Linked DNA regions of Homo sapiens: region 1 is linked to region 2. Evidence: chromatin contacts called from ENCODE Hi-C or POLR2A ChIA-PET data. All regions are on one chromosome and are shown on one strand. The core of a region is the stretch at or near the end of the contact, and the rest is flanking DNA. Distances in the headings are between cores, read along the strand shown. Region 1 overlaps LOC105373454 (a long non-coding RNA gene). Region 2 overlaps LOC105373454 (a long non-coding RNA gene).

Evidence for each region. Hi-C counts contacts between places; a loop is a spot of excess contacts on that map. ChIA-PET counts read pairs that join two places held with the same protein, here RNA polymerase II (POLR2A). Pooled maps may share reads with other maps.
Region 1: a loop to region 2 is called in a map of prostate gland, with 2.9 times the contacts of the local background. The contact joins two enhancer-like sites. A Hi-C loop is called at or near these places in 2 of 168 maps with a recorded cell type or tissue (PC-3 and prostate gland) and 2 of 50 pooled maps. POLR2A ChIA-PET finds 5 or more read pairs at or near these places in 3 of 52 experiments (BJ, OCI-LY7 and T-cell).

The regions. Positions count from the first base shown.
Region 1 is chr2:18,519,356-18,522,948 of GRCh38, forward strand. It overlaps LOC105373454 (a long non-coding RNA gene), which reads left to right. Exons shown (of 8, transcript XR_001739302.1): 8 at 1,987-3,593. Among named protein-coding and RNA genes, the nearest start is that of RDH14, 40 kb to the right of the region's middle. Within about 2 kb of position 1,341, at least 6 of the 41 ENCODE cell types and tissues checked have a DNase peak (open chromatin) inside an H3K27ac peak, as active enhancers do.
Region 2 is chr2:18,470,828-18,474,622 of GRCh38, forward strand. The region is part of intron 4 of LOC105373454 (a long non-coding RNA gene); the gene reads left to right. Among named protein-coding and RNA genes, the nearest start is that of RDH14, 88 kb to the right of the region's middle. Within about 2 kb of position 2,529, at least 5 of the 41 ENCODE cell types and tissues checked have a DNase peak (open chromatin) inside an H3K27ac peak, as active enhancers do.

The DNA of each region.
Region 1 (3,593 bases), core at 91-2,590, 47 kb after region 2:
ATTACTTATTGGAGAATTTTATTAAACATGCACATTCTTAAGCCTGGCGTCCAGTGATCCTCTTTTGGGAGGCCTGGGCAAGGGCCACGACGTAGGCACGCTTCACAGGCACCCAAAAGGTTCCCACGCAGCAGTGACCCATGAAACATGCTTTGAGGAACACTCATCTGATGGTTCTGGAGTGGGGTTGGTCTCCCTCACAGACTCAGGCTCCTGGGAGCCAGGGACTCATTTGACATTGCAGTGAAACAGAGAACATGGAAAGGGACATGCCATGTAGTCAATCCAAATTGGATGAGTAAGTGAATCAATGAATGACTAAGGCACATGCAATAGGGAAGGTCATTGTCACCATGAACTGAAACTTTCCGGCAGTGTTGGAGAAGGTAAGGTGAGTGGGAGACGTGGTACAAGACAGGCTTCAAAGCTGGGTCTCTGATGGGTCACCAGAAACAGTAGGGTCCTTGTAAGGCAATGCTTCTTCTCTAGCAGACACATTTTTCCAGAGGGAGTCTGTCAGCCTCCATGATATTTTAAGCTGCATCCCTCAAAATGTCGTAAAGGAGGATTAAAGTATAAATGATTGTCAGTTCACTCCTGTCCTCCTGGTACTGCGCTGAGCATCTCAGGCTGTTTGGAAGACAGGGGCAGCAAGGGAGGGGAGGAGCAGGGGAGGGCCTTAAAATGTGACTGAACAGAGCCTGCAGAGAATGAGGAGCTCTGGTGTGTCTTGGGGGGCTAAAGCAGTTCACAGGCTGCTACTTTTTTTGTGACATAGCTTTTACGGGGGGAGAGCCAGAATATTAAGCTCATTGCTTCCAGATGGGAAGGTTGGACAAGACAGAGAGGCTTTGGCTCCGAAAGCTTGGACGCTGTGGTGCGATATGGATGTGACATATTGAAGTAATCGAGATAGAAGATCTGGCTTTAGCCAAGGCTGTCAGATAGATACTTTTTAAAACATTACATGGTTTGTAACAAGGTATTGTGTATCCTCACAGAAACTCTGCCGCCTAGGTCTCTGGGAAGGCAGTGGGGGGAAAAGTGTGCTTATTTTGCTTGAGTTACTAAAGCTCCTTTTATATATGAGGAATTTGGCATCTCCTGGCTGGGAACGGCTGAGCCAACAGTGTCCGATGCACTTGTAATGTAGATCATGCTAGTGACTTGCTAAGTGAGTCCAGGTGTTTGCATAAGAGGCAGGGTCCTAAGCACCTCCTTATTTGAGCCCCGAAGCAATCATGGCCCAGTGCTTCAAATGAGCCTCAAATCTGTTTAATAAATCATCCTTCTATTTATAGAGTTAATCCAGGGAGAAAGCCTCCGTGTTGTCTGGTGGGGCATGTGCCACCAGAGGGCGCCCGATGTCTGCCTCATTCCATCAGAGTGGCTCTTGCTATATCAGGGGTTTTGCCTCCCCTGCAAGCTCCTTTATCCAGTCCTTTCCTTCCTGAGCTTTCAGGCCCTGGATGGCATACCTATGGATCAAAGCCAGGTGGGGCAGGGAGAACCCCCAGACCCTTTCACGAGGGACCCTTTCTCCTCCAGTGTCTTCAGTGAGAACTTCCCTCTGGGCCAGCCTGCCCATGCACGCTGTGGAAAGGGAGAGAAGGCCCTGCCTCATTTGGAAATCCTGAGTTTGCAATGTGCTGGTTTACTTGCAATTCTCATGTTCAGAGAATGGGCCCCTTCCTTGGCTAACTTCACACCTGAGAACATGTCGGGGCATCCCTGCGGACCCAGTGTCTGCTTCACATTTCAAAGGCTGGGAACTGTTAAGCTTGTATTTTGATTAAAATTTTGTATTAGCGCCCCCCCCCTTCAATGTAATTTCAGGATATTTAATTTCAACCAATCATCTGAAGGAAAGTGGGGGGAGGAGGTATCTGATGTGAAACAGCACACGGGGAAAGCCAGCCAAGTTAGAAAATAGAGCAGCTCGGGGCTGTGTCGATGTGACAACTGAAGTCTCTTTTGTTCTCTCAGGCAGGGTCTGAAACCAAAGCCCCTCAAGGACAGGAGATCTACCTCTGGGCTTGGAATCAAGAGGACCAGTCGTTCCGGGAGGCCTCCCTGCTACCTTTGGGGCCTTTGGCAAGTCCCTGAAAGTTTCCAGGTTTCAGCCACCTATTTGGGCTCTGGGGAGAGGAATGCCTACCATTTGCCTCTGGCTCTGGGATTTTAAAAGGAAAAGCAGCAGAGTCTTTGGAAAAACCAATCTCTGAAGACCCAGGGTGAACATTAGTTACAACACCCTAGCTTCGAGGTGATGTAAACTTCAGGTACGGAGGTTACGCTCAGAGGAATAAAGGAGCATTCGTCAAACATGAGCTCCCCTCGATTGTGGTCTAGGGTGGAGACCAGTTATTCAAGTGTCTGTGGGCCCAGGCAGGTAATGAAAATGTAGTTATGGGGGAACGCCCGGCTCAGAACAGGCGTAGAGTAAATAGTTGTTGTTGACTGACTGAAGGAATAAAAGTGGGTCTGATATAAGACAATAGGGAATGGTACAAACCTTGTCAAACTGGAAGGTACATGACTTGAATTTGATGTTCAAACTATTGCTTTTTAAAACACTAGTTTAAACATCTTCTGGCCCTAGAGCTACCAATTTGTATCTCTGTATCCACTTTTATATATTTTAGGCCCATTTAAAAGACCAGGAAAGGAGGAAAATAAATCTAGCAGTATAGGACGTTCTTAATCTTGTCAGTTAACCCTAATTTTAACACCCCATCTCTGTTTGTCATTCTACTTAACCACTTTGGATTAAGCAAATTCAGTCACTTTGGAAATAGTACGTGTGGATGGTACCTTACAGGATGAAGGACCATAACAATATTCTCTAGCGCAGGCCTCTACCTCCACAGGGGGACAGACTGATGAGCCAGATCAACTCCTGCATCCTCTTCCTCAAGGAAAGCCCCCATCAATAAAACCACAAGGTTACAGTGGAGCCAGAGGGAGAGCTGGCCTGAGTTGAGACCTCCTCATGGAACTCATGGCTTCAGTTTCCTAAAATGGGGATTGTACTCCCCTAGCTCTCCTTGCTTCACAGAGCTGTTTGTGACAACTCATGAGTAATGTTATGTGAAAGGGCTTCACACACTGCAGTGTGCTGAATAAATGTAAAGAGTCCATGCTATCCAATTTGGAGACAGAAATTAGAGGACTCCTCCTCACACTAGTTAAGTACATCTCTTAAATTGCTTGGACTGTTGGCGTGGTTCTCGCCAGAGTTGAATATAATTCCTCTGTTGATGGGTCAGCCTTTATTTCCCCCAGTGCTGTTTCTTACTTGAGTTAATGAGTCCAAAGCTCATGTTTGCATGCTACCTCTGACCCTCACTAAGTGCTCACCTGCAGCTCTGCCCTGTCCTCAGAATGATGTGACCCTCAGGGCCAAACACTCCACAGGCTGCACTCTGCCACCTCCAAATCCCCACCAGTGGGTCCAATTCTCAGTCATCTGCTTGTTGTATTTCTGTTGTTTCTGTATTCATGTCAAGGATATTTGGCTGCAGAATTCCTGCAATATATTTTAGGTGAATGTGCAGCATGATCTTATTCTGGAGTCCAGGAGACTCCACCTA
Region 2 (3,795 bases), core at 1,279-3,778:
ACAGAGAGAGATTACTCTTGAAGGACCAAAAAAATAGTAGTTTACTTAAATGGTGGCCAAAGAGTATCTCAGCAGGAATTTCATTTACAAAGCTGATGTCATAGAAGCTCAAGACTTAACTCATATAATGTCTTCCCTCATAGAGGAAGAAGCAGAAACATAGGATAATCTATGAGTGCAAATCCATTCTCCCACCCAGGAATCTCTCTATGACTTCTCCTAACCCCAATGTGAGAAGCATCCAGCACATCAGCTATGGATATCAAGAACTCTGATACCAGGGAGCAAGTGACCCATGCCCTTTAGGAGGTCAAAGAAAGGGCTGTGGTGTCTTTGAGGTGTGGGAGTGTAATTAGGCAGTCGGGAAGTCAGAGAAATTCAGAAGAGGGCATTTGAATTGGATACAAGACTTCAATAAAGAATGATGGGAAGAAAGAGCAGAGAGATAAACCCAAACCACACAGATGGGAAAAGAGGCTACGTTTAGGGAACACGGAAGAAGCCAACCTGGCTCAAGCTGAGGATGTGCTCAGGGAAGGGTTGCTGGGATACTGGGGGACTTGGAAACTAAGGAAGGGCTCTGTGCATCACATTCGTACCCCAGGTTTGTCTCTCAGCCCTGCTCTCCCCAGGGGCTGCCCCGCAGCAAATAAGTCAGGAAAAAGCCATCTTTTCAGCACTTCTTGATTTTGCAGTTGGAAGCCTCAGAGCAAAACACTAGGAAATTTAGAGAAATGTTTTGCACACTTGTATAGAAGGGGCCACTGTTTTGGAATAGAAACATCTCGTTATAATAAGTCTGCACACAGAAACAGATGGAAGTAGATAAGTATCAGGTCTTGCCTCCAATTCTGTCAGCCAAGAGAGAAGGAAATTTGAGCTGTTAGTTATGGAGTCTTCCTCAAATCCAGGTCAGCACAGAGTTTTTGTGGTTGAGTTACTTCCCCCTCCTTTTTTTTTTTAAAGAGACCCTAAATTTCCTAGGATTGCAAATATTTTGGAAAAGAAAACCCCTTTAAAGAAAAAGAGGCCGGGCGTGGTGGCTCATGCCTGTAATCCCAGCACTTTGGGAGGCTGAGGTGGGCGGATCACCTGAGGTCAGGAGTCTGAGACCAGCCTGGACAACATGGCAAAACCTCGTCTCTACTAAAAACACAAAAATTAGGCGGGAGTGATCCAGGTGCCTGTAGTTCCAGCTACTCGGGAGGCTGAGACAGGAGAATTGCTTGAACGTGGGAGGTAGAGGTTGCAGTCAGCCGAGCCACTGCACTCCAGGATGGGTGACAGAGAGAGACTCTGCCTAAAAAAAAAAAAAAAGAAAGAAAGAAAGGAAACTATTATTTTTATTGAATGACTTGTCAGACTTACTTGCATCTAACGTTCATAAAAATCTTCAGGCAGATATTATTGCCATCTCTGATTTTACGAGAAACAGGTTCAACATTGAAATGGCTTATCTCATATTACACAACTTTCTAAGGGCCCTGCTCCAAGTTCACTGGACTCCTGGAGCCATGTTCAGTGCTTCCATAACACCACCTTCCAGGCTGTGGGCTGCGTACTCTTTCTAAGTAGAAAGACGCAGTGGCAGGAAAATGAGAAAGGATATAACTCTGTAGCTACAGCCTCAAATGGAACCAGGTCATCAAGGACCATGACTGCAATCAGGTGTGGTGTCAACTCATCAGAGGTGGAAGGTGCCAGGTGCCCCAACCCCAGTCCCTTCACCTCCTTAGAAGTAACTTCATACCCCACCAACACATGGGAAGGATGGATTTTTCACATATTACTGGTTGTAAATGAATGATGGTTAAAAAATAAGCATGAAAGAAGACACTTCTTAATTCCTAGGACTATCAAGTAGTATGCGATCCATTGAGTTTGTTTTTCATGCTTATGTTATGATGTGGAGAGGTAATGGCTGGGGCTCTATTAGCCATCTAGAGCCATGAGGACAAAGGCCACTTTCTGGGTACTAAAGGGTGACCTTTGGGATGGAGTCTGGTTCCTACAGGATTGTGGCACCTCTAGGCTCCCCTGTTAGATTGCCCAGGCTCTCCTCCCACCCACTACCCAGCCTCCAACTTGGCTCAGTACAGCTCCACCAGCACTTGCTTCTCTCAGGTCTTCCCCAGCACCTACATTGAAATTGTTACCTGACTTGCCTGGATTTCTCACCAGGCTGTGTTCTCCAAAAAGGCTGGGACCTTCAAGGCTAGACACCTCTCATTTCTAGCAAGGTGCCTGCTGCACAATAATGTTTGTTGAATATGTGAAGGAATATGTAAATATGTTTATTGCACGAGTGAATAACTGGCTGAAATAATGAACATTTTCTTACGAAAACATTAAAGATGCAATAGCATAGGTGGTGTTCTAGCTAATAAAATCCTGTGGGTGCAGAAAGCTGCAAAGAGCAGAGCATTTTGGGTGCTAACTAGGCCAAATTCATGCTTTTGGAGGACTGCTATGCTCAAGTCATCTTTCCTCCCCTCCAATCCCGTGAATTCACAGCAGGAATCAATAATGACACTGAATCATTCAGGAATGTGAGTCTCAGGGGTGGCCAAGCAGGGATCTGAGGACGAAGGATTGATGAGGAAAAGACACCTGCCACACTGCTTACTCTTTCCTTGTTCTTATGCCACTTCTGCACAGAGGCTGGCACATTCCAGCCTGTCTCCTACCCTCTCTGGCCCCGACTGATGGTCTCATAGGCACCTTCCTCCCCTCTTACCCCTGGAAGGCCTGGGTGAGAATCTGTTTGTGGCTCCCCTCCATGCTGCTGCTGTCTCAGAGGACTTAGTCAGTCTGCGTGGGTGTTGTTTATCTTTTCATCCATTCCCCAGTCCAGGACACAGTCTGTTAAGTGAAACACGATGATGCAGAGGCTGTGGCTACAGATGGAGTGTTTTCTTTCCTTCACACCTCTCTCCCCTTAACCTCTTGTCTCTTTGGCCTTTTTGTCCAAATTTCTTGCTGCAGACCTCTCGCCATGTGTCTCTCTTTTCCTGGCTGCTCCCTGAAAGTCCTGAGCCATGAAACGACTGTGGTGAATCTCTAGATAAATGACTGTTGCCTCCCCTCCTTTCATTGTGACAACTGAGGTGCAATACCCGTCTTTCCTCTTATTAGCTATGTGACTCCAGGGACTCCTAAACATTTCTGAGCCTCAACATACTAATTTATAAAATGAGATTGCAAAGGCTGCCTTTATAGCCTGCTCATTGTGGGGAACATGAGAAAGTACATTAAAAGCTCTTAGAAACTGCATCACAAGGAGAAGGTAATTAAGGTATTATCGTTATTTATAGGTACAGAAGAGAAGAGGCAGAGAGCTGTGAGGCATGCAGAAGACTGTTCTCTCCACTCATCGCTTTAGACACTAGTCTCTGCTCTTCTGCCTTTTCTCCCTCCATTCTTCTCTGTATTTGTCTATTCCTTTCCATTTCTAGCCTTCCTCCAGGCATTCTTTGAGGATCTACCACTGCATGCTCTGAACTGGGTACACTGTCCTCTCCTGTTCTCTTGTGTAAGCCAGGCTGGCCCGCAGTGGCCAGTGAGATCCAGAGACCTGGTGCAGCTGCTCACCCCCACTTCTCCTCCTCTTTTCCCATACACACTGCAGTTACCCTAAGGATCAAAGTCACTCCTCCATGTATGGAAACAAACAAGAGGTGGTGGAATGAACTACTAACCTCATAACTCTTCCAGCTACAGTAATTTGATCATCCCATATTTCTTCCTAGATAGTTCTCCCATCCTTTTTTCTCCCTTTCCTTTGGTGCCTCAAAG